Regions from separate parts of the Mus musculus genome. Here region 1 is linked to region 2. A link is a loop called in an ENCODE intact Hi-C map of the cell type or tissue named here. Cell type or tissue: gastrocnemius. All regions are shown on one strand. Links, peaks and the distances in the headings refer to the core of each region. The heading gives the core; the rest is flanking DNA.

The links. Hi-C counts contacts between places; a loop is a spot of excess contacts. Peaks named below come from ENCODE experiments on the same cell type or tissue, not always from the same donor. Only the 100,000 strongest peaks of a DNase experiment are listed, where the experiment ranks them.
Region 1: a loop joins it to region 2, with 6 times the contacts of the local background. A loop is called at or near these places in 5 of 42 quality-filtered maps.

Annotation. Positions count from the first base shown.
Region 1 is chrX:70,452,704-70,458,082 of GRCm38, reverse strand. No RefSeq gene overlaps it. Among named protein-coding and RNA genes, the nearest start is that of Tmem185a, 22 kb to the left of the region's middle. In gastrocnemius, for the core only: no CTCF peak of the experiment used is centred there; no DNase peak of the experiment used is centred there.
Region 2 is chrX:70,382,631-70,388,009 of GRCm38, reverse strand. It overlaps Eola1 (endothelium and lymphocyte associated ASCH domain 1), which reads right to left and starts at 2,097. Exons shown (of 3, transcript NM_026787.2): 1 at 1,859-2,097; 2 at 1-116. The coding sequence starts at 96. It also overlaps a transcript of Ids not described here. In gastrocnemius, for the core only: no CTCF peak of the experiment used is centred there; DNase peaks (open chromatin) are centred at 1,858, 2,155 and 2,511; H3K4me3 peaks cover 2,207 bases; H3K27ac peaks cover 1,944 bases.

The DNA.
Region 1 (5,379 bases), core at 171-5,170, 70 kb before region 2:
GTATGAAATAGCACTCCCCATGATTCCTTGGCGAATTTCTGTCTGGATTGAGTTTAAATGGCTGAAAGTTGGACATTAAAGTCCTGTATTAGCAGGGCTGGAGACATGACTTAGCAGCTAAGAATGAGTACTGCTCTTGCAGAGGAACTGGGCTTGTTTTCCAGCACCCACATAAACTTCTGCAACTCTAGTTTTAGATTTAATGTCCTCTTCTAGCCTCCTTGGGCTCTTGTACATGAAGTCATTCAAATACAAACGTGTGCATGCGCATGCACGCGCGCGCGCGCACACACACACACACACACACACACACACCCTCCACTAGTATGACATTACACATTAGAGCCCATCTTGTTAAGCCTATTTATATTTTATGTATATATTTTGGTGATCCAACATTGGGTGTTCCTATATTTAGATGAGAGGGTGGAGGTTGCCCTGAGTTCCTCCATTTCTTACCTTCACTGCCCGGGACCTTGGCCCTCCTCTTGGCAGGGGCAATGCTCTTTGTAGGAAAACCCCTAAGCTCTCTCAGACCTGAATATGGAAATTAGGAACCACTTGCATGTCGCCTCTGCACAGTGTTTGTCTGGGTTCAGAGCAGGGGTATTACTGGATCCTATCCAACATACTCCCAGTCCAAACATAGTGGGAAGGTTAGGATGCTTTAGAACGCTTAGGATAGGGGTGTGTTGCCTGAGAAATCTCCCTTGTGGTACGGGACTGACAAAGGAGGACATGCTGGATTACTTGGCATCTTTTATTGTGGTACTTCCTCAGTCTGTACTCAGGATATTATCATTTCTACTAAGTGAACCAGAGCCGTGGCTCTTCAGATTCTAAGACAAAGCATACCTCCCAGAATCTTTTGAAGTAGAAGTGAGCTGAGTGCCTTCCTACAAGTCTGTCTCCCTTGTAAGCATGGCTGCATTATTGGGGATATCTCTTTCTGGGATGAGGCTTAAACCTAACCTCAATTGATCCCTCACAAATCGATATTCTCTCTCTCTCTCTCTCTCTCTCTCTCTCTCTCTCTCTCTCTCTCTCTCTCTCTCTCTCTCCTCCCCCTCCCCTCTCTCTCTTCTTCCCCCCTCACTCTCTGATCCTCATTAAAAGGGAGCTATGAGAATTCCTTTCAGAGTGAGATGCAAAGGAAGTTTACTCCGTCTTCATAAGGTTCTAATAATGAATCATAACATGAGTCTACCATAGTTCACCCTGGGGCTCCAATGTATTTATGATGCATGGGTAGAGTCTGGGAACTGGGTAGGGGAGGGCCAAGCAGCTATAATGGAAAGTATGTAGGCAGCATGGAGTCTCTGCATTTTTCTACCTCCAATATACTTGGTGGGGCTGACCCATTCTCCCCCACCTAAGGCCAAGGGGAAACTGGGCTCCATTCTCATTTGCTGCTTAGGCTGATTCCCTGATACAAGAGGTTGGTACAAGGTTAGCACTGTGGCTGTAGTTGCATCTGTTGCTTCTCCATTCACCATGCTGTGAGATACCTTGACTTTTCAAACCGTCCCCAATCCTAGCATAAATCTTTGCCACAGGGAACTAACTATACCCTGCATAGTCTATGGGGGGGATAATGACTCACTTTGGGACAGTCTTAATCATATTCAGCTATATTTCTTATTTGGATGCTTTCTTTCAACTAATTGCTTTTCAGACTTTAGTCTCCCAGAAGCTCATTAGCATAGAATTTGGCTGTCAGTTTTTCCTTAGGCACTTGGGCTCTGCACAAATCTTGCCACATTTGCCTTTAAGTAACACAGACAGAGCTCCTCTTCTGTTTTGCCTTTTTCTTTTCTTTTTTGTTTCTTATTTTTAAAAATTATTTTATCTACATTGTAAATGTTACTCCCCTTTTCAGTTCCCCTCCCAGAGTTCTTCACCCCATGCCCCTTTCCTTTGCCTCTGAGAGGATGCTCCACCACCCGCCCACCCACGTGGCCCCCTCACATCCCCACCCACTCTCACCTCACATCCCTCACCCCAGCATCCCCTTTCCTGGGGCATCAAGTCTCTACAGGATTGCACACATCCACTCCCACTGAGGCCAGACAAGGCAGTCTGTGCTACATATGTGCCAGGGGCCATGGACCAGCTCTTTGGTTGGTGGCTTAGTCTCTGGGAGATCTGAGGGGTGAGGGTTAGTTGATACTGTTGTTTTTCCTATGGGGTTGCAATCCGCTTCAGCTCTTTCAATTCTTCCTGTAACTCTTCCTGACCTCAATTCAGTGGTTGGCTATAAGTATCTACATCTGTCTCAGTCAGCTGCTGGTAGAGCCTCTCAGAGGACGGTCATGTTAGGCTCCTGTCTGCAAGCACAACACTGCATCAGTAATAGTGTCAGGGTTTGGTGTCTGTGCATGGGATGAATCCCAAGTTGGACTGGTCCCAGGATGGCCATTCTTCAGTCTCTGCTCCATTTATGTCCCTGCATTTCCTTTATACAGGAACAATCATGGGTTGGTGACCCCATTCCTCCACTGGGGGCCTGTCTATCTACTGGAGGTGGTCTCTTCAGGTTCCATCTCCACACTGTTGGGCATTTCAGCTGAGGTCCTCTCCATTGTGTCCTGGGAGCCTCTCACAACCCAGGTCTCTGAGGCTTTCTAGAGGTTCCCCCACCCCTACCCCACACTGCTGCATATTTCCATTTATTCTCCTGGTCCTCTGGGCTTTTCTCCTGACTCCCCCCATACCTGATCCTGCCCCCTTTTTCCTCCCCGACCTAGGTCCCTCCCTCCCCATGTCTCCCAGATTATTTTGTTACCCCTTCTAAGTGGGATTGAAGCACCTTCACTTGGGCCTTCCTTCTTGTTAAACTTCATAGGGTCTGTGAGTTCTGTCATGAGTATTCTATACTTTTTGGCTAATACCCACTTATCAGTGAGCATGTACCATGCATGTCCTTTTGTGTCTGGGTTACCTCACTCGGGATGATATTTTCTAGTTCCATCCATTTGCCTGCAAAATTCATGATGTTCTCTTTTCTAATAGCTGAATAGTACGCCATTATTTAAATGAACCATATTTTCTGTATCCATTCTACAGTCGAGGGACATCTGGATTGTTTCCAGCTTCTGGCTATTATAAATAAAGCTGCTATAAACATAGTGGAGCATGTGTCCTTGTTATATGTTGGAGCATCTTTTGGGTATGTGCCCAGGTCTTCAGGAAGAACTATTTCCAATTTTCTGAGAAACCACTAGATTAATTTGCAGAGTGGTTGTACCAGCTTGCAATCCCACCAGCAATGGAGGAGTGTTCCTCTTTCTCCACATCCTCACCAGCATCTGCTGTCACTTGAGTTTCTGATCTTAGCCATTCTGACTGGTGTGAGGTAGAATCTCAGGTTGTTTTTATTTGCATCTCCCTGATGACTAAGGATGTTGAACATTTCTTTAAGTGCTTCTCACTATTTGAGATTCCTTGTTGAGAATTTTCTGTTTAGCTCTGTAACCCATTTTTCAATTGGGTTATTTGGATTTTTTGAAATTTAACGTCTTGAGTGCTTTGCTTTGCCTTTTTCTAATCTCCTCTAGGTTAGTCTACTTCACAGGCACAATGTTTACATTTGTAGAAGTCACTTAGGTCTGCCAAAACCTCTCCAATTTTGTACAGCTCCTGTCCCAGTAAAGGGCTCAGCAAAGCCATGAGAGCCTCATAGCAATCTCCAGGTCCCTGCTGAATGAACTTGTCTTTGAACTCTGTTGAATAGAGTTCCATTATTCCTAGTGAACTTGGCATCATCCATTGCTCTTCTCATTCCCAATTCCCTCAGTAGTGCCCCTCCTTCCTCTATTGTCCTCCAGCCCCTGATATCTGTGGGAACTTGTACCAGTGATAAGCACCTATCTCTAATGTCTCATATGAACCACTCCACCAGGGTGTTTCCCTCATTCTACTCATACTGCCTCAAGTTATGAAGCATGGGTCTCAAGGAAGGATATATTGCTTAATCCCTCTGCTTCTACAGCACTCAACCTGATCCCATCTGTTCCCATGTCCCACAAGCTCGCAAGGCAGGTGGTAAGAGGCTCCTTCACTACTTGTTTAAAGTATTCCCCTAATTTCAGCATTCTACTGCTGAATAATCTTTGATCTCCATAGTCTTTGCATTATTAAGAGCACTATATAGCTCTGACTGTCCTGGAACTAGCTCTGTAGACTAGGCTGGTCTCAAATTCATAGAGATCTGCCTGCCTCTACCTTCAGAGCGCTGAGATTAAAGGGCAGTGATGGCGCACGCCTTTAACCATAGCACCTGGGAGGCAGAGGCAGTCAGATTTCTGAGTTCAAGTCCAGCCTGGTCTACAGAGTGAGTTCCAGGACAGCCAGGGCTACACAGAGAAACCCTGACTCGAAAAACAAAACAAAACCAACCAACCAAACAAACAAACAAACAAAAGATGTGTGCTCCTCTGAGGGAGTTTGCAGCCCCATTGGAGGAGCAACAGTGTCAACAGACCAGACCCCCTGGAGCTCCCAGGGACTGGACCACTAACCAAAGAGTACATATGGTGGGACCCATGACTCTGGCCACATATGTGGCAGAGGATGGCCTTGTTGGACATCAGTGGGAGGAGTGGCCTTTGGGCCTGAGGGTGTTGGATGCCCCAGTGTAGAAGAATGCCAGGACAGGAAGACAGGAGTGAGTGAGTGGGGGAGCACCCTCATAGAGACAGGGTGGGGATGGGATAGGGGGTTTTTGAAGGGGAGACTTGGAAAGGGGAAACCATTTGAAATGTAAATAAAGAAAATATCCAATTTAATTTTTTTAAAAGTGTGTGCTCCTATGCCTGGCTGCTTTTCCCTTTCTATCAAATTGTTGAAGCTGTGGTGATCTTCTGTAACCTCTATTTCTCTCTCTTTCTCTTTGCTACCTGACTCCTGCCATAGCTTCCTTTTTTTTTTTTTTTAGAGTTTTGGGCAGGGCTGATTAAAACAGATCCAACTTTACCTTTACCTGACTCTTCCCCACTGCCATGAGAAGTGGCAAGCCAACATCTTCATCTCATCCTCTCATTTACCAATATTCTTGAAAATTCAGAGGCTAACATAATGGATGTCCCTATATCTAATTTTTCTATTACAGCTCCTCTCTTGGGGAAGCCATCTTGGCCTCAGATATATTTCATACTACGTGTATCAGAAATTAGGATGCTTCTGTACTCCATTGCCAAGACATTCATTCCTCTCAAGGTACTAACTCTTAGGGACTTGAATGTCTGCCCTAGATCTTAGAGGTTGACAAAAAGAATATAAGAGCCAAGCTGGAGGAAAGACTACTATACTCTGACTAAAACAGACTCTACCCTTATCAGATCAGCTGTGCTAGCTTGCAAGCATCAGCTATGATTGAGC
Region 2 (5,379 bases), core at 61-5,060:
GCTCAACAGGGGACGCCAACGTGTCTCAAGAGTCTTGACTCCATTTAAGATTAAACCAGCGTAGGGCTGCCGGAAGGATAGGCAGGGAAACTTCATTTTCCTCAGAGTCTCTGGGCCTAAAGATAGAAACACACCACAGCTGAGCTTTTCAGGCTCACATCCATTGGGCCTTGCCTTCCCCAGATGATTCCCATGTGCCCTGAAACTCCACTGAACTCAATGTGCTTCCTGTCACAGATTAATAATGTCCTGCTCTTAACCTCTGAGCCTAGGAGTGGGAGTGTTCAGGATCAGGTGTGGGGAGGGACAGGAAAGATGATCAGATGTCCATGAGAATGAATGAAAATCTCCAACTGACAGGGGCATGGAGGTGTGTGTGTGAATCTCCAGGATGAAATAGACCTGGGATAAGGGAGACACCCAAGAATCAAAGAGGGCGACCTTAACAGTGACTCACAGCATTGGGGATATGGAACCTGAAGAGGCCACTTCCTGTAGCCAGGCAGGAGCCCCAGTGGAGCAATAGAGACACCAACCCACCCACAAAACTTTCGACCCTAAATTTATCCTGTCTCCAAGAAATGCAGGGATGGGGATGGAACAGAGACTGAGGGAATGGCCAACCAAAACCAGCCCAACTTGAGACCCATCCCATGGGCAAGCACTAATTTGTGACATTATTAATGATATTCTGTTATGCTTGCAGACAGGAGCATGTTGTCCTCTGAGAGGCTCCACCCAGCAGTTGACTCAGAGAGATACAGAGACCCACAGCCAAACAGTGGATGGAACTTGGGGACTCTTATGGAAGAGTTGGGGGAAGGATGTGGACCCTAAAGGAGATAAAAACTCCACAGGAAGACCAATAGAGTCAACTATCCTGGACCTTTGGAGTTCTCAGGGACTGAATTCCTGCCCTGCCCTACCCCAATGACAGACTGTAACCTCTAAACTAACATAAACCTTTTTTTCCAGATCTGATTGTTCTGTGCGCATGTCTGGAAGACTCTGATTCCTGCCAAGGGCTCATGTTCCAACCAGCCCAGAATCCACCCATCTCACAAGAATCCTCAGGATTCCTTGCAATCTGGCTGCCCACGCGAAATATTTGCCCTCTTCTCATTTCACTCACTGCCCTGTAGCTAGAACAACTGAATACTCTTCCTCATGTTTCTGCAGATAAACCTGCTCTGTGGATGAAGAAGCTGCCCTTTTTGGTTTGTTTCTGCTTCTCCACTTACATAAGGAGAAGGTAGATAAAGGAAAAAAAAAAACACCAAGTAAAACTTAGTTTTGTTGGCTACTGGCAGCAGGAAAGGCTCAGCAAGCCTTAGAGATCAACAAGAGTTAGGGCTGTACATCTCACTCACAGCTTGGTTCTGCTATCATGTCAGTGGGAAGGTCCTTTTTTGTCTGGTACAAGAACCGCCTGATGTAGAAAGTTAATTCTGCAACTGGTTGCCATTATTAAGTCAAACATGCAATTTAACAGGAGAAAAATGATGCCACATAGAATGTGATTGCATGGAAATGCTCAGGTCTACCAAATCCCAGTGCCTTCAGTGTCAACTGGTATATTAGACTAGGCATAATAATACCAAAGGCCTCATAGTCTAGAGTGTCAGTGAATTCGTAGCCTAAAAGTAAGGAAGAAACAGTGCCCTGGAGCAGCACATTTGGTTTTCATCCGCCTGCATCCACACTGCATCACTTAGGAGAGACTGTGAAATGCTGGCAAGATGGGGCATGCAAAGACCGGTCTTGGGCTGGCCCAGCAGTTGGCGAAGCTGGAGGCTGGGGTGTCCTCAATGGGGTGGGGGATGGGGGCAAGCTCGAAGGCTCCGACTCAACAGGTTACCTGTGTCCTTTGGGTGCTGTGGGCCTCTCAGCTTTGTCACTTATCACGCGGCAGACTCCAGTTTACACCCAGTCCTTTCTCTCTCTTCCAGCGTTCCCGGAAGTCCGCCAGTACCAAAGACTCCTGAGAGTGGGTGGATAATGTCCGCTCTAAAGAAAGGAAAGCATTTGGCTATAGCCTTAACTTTAACTGGCGTTCTGGGACTTTAACTCTGACTGCTTTAAGAAGAGACCCAGAAACACATCCGTGCCCGAACTTACACAATTTACGTAAGCACGCACACCACGCCCATTTACACGAGTAAACATCCGCAGCCAATTAGAACTACAGGCACTATGCTACCCGGATAGGAAGGTACGGACTTGCGTAATTAAGCAGTAAGCGACATCGAATGCTAGAAGACACCGTTTTCTTAAAGCAATCTTGCAAATAAAGTGGGTCAGGGTCTGTAATAGGCGGTTGGGGAGGGAAAGAAGTGAGAAAAGGAGTGAGTGATTTAGTCGGCGGAGTCTGCAAAAACCCATGAAAGTAGGAGTAGGTTGCACTGCAGCAGGAGGGGCGGGATTGGGGATGTGAGGGAAGAGGCTTGTTGAGGAGGGGCCTAAAATTGGTCCAGGGCCAAAGCTGTTTGAATCCCGAGGTTAGGCATTGGGGTGGGGTGGGGTGGGGCTGTGAGCACCTGATAGAGGTTGGGAATGGGAGTTTGTGCTCTGAAGAATCCTTGGGAACAGTTAGGAATTACGGGTGCTTGGAATCTGGGCCTGTTGTGAGTGCAGACCTGAGTGGGTGGAGCTACTGGGATACTAGGGCGGAGCTTTGGATCCCCACTTAACTCGGTTCAGATCTGCTTAAGGAGAAGGAAGGGCTGTGCAAGCTGAAGTGGTGGACCAGACTGTCAGTACTCAGCAAGGTGGTTAGGGCCTCAAGAGTACCAGCCAGGGCTATGTGTGGTGAGATTTTGTTGACAGAGCTGAGCTTTGGATGCTGGCTTTACTTGCTGGAGGGATACAGGGGAAGGAGGGCGTGCCTGTGAGTGGGAGCCGAATTATACATGATGGACAGTGCTATGCATGCTGAAGTAGAGGTTGAACGTGGTTCAGTGACTGGTGACATATGAAGTAGGAACAGAGCTTTGGATAGTATTTTTGGGGGGGGGTTATACAATAGATTTATTCTTAGCTTTTTGAGAAATGTTCACACTGTTTTTCTGAGTTGCCATACTAGTCTGCAATCCCATTAACAGCAAATATGAGTTATCTTTCTCTACATCCTTATCAGCATTTGTTGTTGCTTATTCTTTTTTTAATATTTTTATTACATATTTTCCTCAATTACATTTCCAATGCTATCCCAAAAGTCCCCCATACCCTCCCCCCCACTTCCCTACCCACCCATTCCCATTTTTTTGGCCCTGGCGTTCCCCTGTACTGGGGCATATACAGTTTGCTTGTCCAATGGGCCTCTCTTTCCAGTGATGGCCGACTAGGCCATCTTTTGATACATATGCAGCTAGAGTCAAGAGCTCCGGGGTACTGGTTAGTTCATAATGTTGTTCCACCTATAGGGTTGCAGATCCCTTTAGCTCCTTGGGTACTTTCTCTAGCTCCTCCATTGGGAGCCCTGTGATCCATCCACTAGCTGACTGTGAGCATCCACTTCTGTGTTTGCTAGGCCCCAACCTAGTCTCACAAGAGACAGCTATATCTGGGTCCTTTTGATAAAATCTTGCTAGTGTATGCAATGGTGTCAGCGTTTGGATGCTGATTATGGGGTGGATCCCTGGATATGGCAGTCTCTAGATGGTCCATCCTTTTGTCTCAGCTCCAAACTTTGTCTCTGTAACTCCTTCCATGGGTGTTTTGTTCCCAATTCTAAGGAGGGGCATAGTGTCCACACTTCAGTCTTCATTCTTCTTGAGTTTCATGTGTTTACCAAATTGTATCTTATATCTTGGGTATCTTAGGTTTTGGGCTAATATCCACTTATCAGTGAGTACATATTGTGTGAGTTCCTTTGTGAATGTGTTACCTCACTCAGGATGATGCCCTCCAGGTCCATCCATTTGGCTAGGAATTTCATAAATTCATTCTTTTTAATAGCTGAGTAGTACTCCATTGTGTAAATGTACCACATTTTCTATATCCATTCCACTATTGAGGGACATCTGAGTTCTTCTCAGCTTCTGGATATTATAGATAAGGCTGCTATGAACATAGTGGAGCATGTGTCCTTATTACCAATTCAAACATCTTCTGGTTATATGCCCAGGTAAGGTCTTGCTGGATCTTCCTATAGTACAATGTCCAATTTTCTGAGGAACCGCCAGACGGATTTCCAGAGTGGTTGTACAAGCCTGCAATCCCACCAACAATGGAGGAGTGTTCCTCTTTCTCCACATCCTCACCAGCATCTGCTGTCACCTGAATTTTTGATCTTAGCCATTCTGACTGGTGTGAGGTGGAATCTCAGGGTTGTTTTGATTTGCATTTCCCTGATGATTAAGGATGTTGAACATTTTTTCAGGTGCTTCTCTGCCATTCGGTATTCCTCAGGTGAGAATTCTTTGTTCAGTTCTGAGCCCCATTTTTTAATGGGGTTATTTGATTTTCTGAAGTCCACCTTCTTGAGTTCTTTATATATGTTGGATATTAGTCCCCTATCTGATTTAGGATAGGTAAAGATCCTTTCCCAATCTGTTGGTGGTCTTTTTGTCTTATTGATGGTGTCTTTTGCCTTGCAGAAGCTTTGGAGTTTCATTAGGTCCCATTTGTCAATTCTTGAGATAGTATTATAATAAAGGCCCAGAAACGCTGAAAGAGGACAGGGCCATTTGAGATATGAGGGTGAGATTGTGGATGAGACTGTTAGTACCGACTTGGGTCTCTAAAGTGCTGGCCAGGACTGTGAATTGTGAATGTGACAGCAGGACTGAGCTTTAAATCCTGATATAATGTGATAGAAGGCCATTGAAGGAATAGGGCACGGCTGTGTATGCTGACAAAAGAGTGGCTTGTGTATGCTGTACAGGTTGAGGGCACTGCTGTGACTAGTGATGTAGGAAGTGAAGGAGGAGGAGTCGGGCCGTTTGTGATGATGTAGGAGCGACACACAGGTAGGGCACTGCTCTCTGGGTTAGTAGTGGTACGTCGTACTGTGTATGTTGATGTCCAATGGTGGGCAGGACTGTGCACACTATGGTTGAAGTGGTGGGCAGTGCTGTGTGTGTGGAGGTAGGAGAGGTAGGTGGTGTTTCGAGCGTTGCCCTGGGCACTTAGGGTTTACAGAGTACTGGGAAAGGGCCATAGGTATTAATTTATGGAAGGGGAGGGATAACTTTGAATACTGACATACTATGACAGAGGATCACTGGAGAGAGAAGAGCAAGACTGTATGCTAAAGTAGGAGTGGCGGGCTTAGCTGTGAGTGCTGACCAAGGTGAGCTGTGTCTCAGGAGTAATGGGGATGGTTGTCAATGGTAAGATATGAAGTGGGGGTGGAACTTTGGATATTAATACAACATG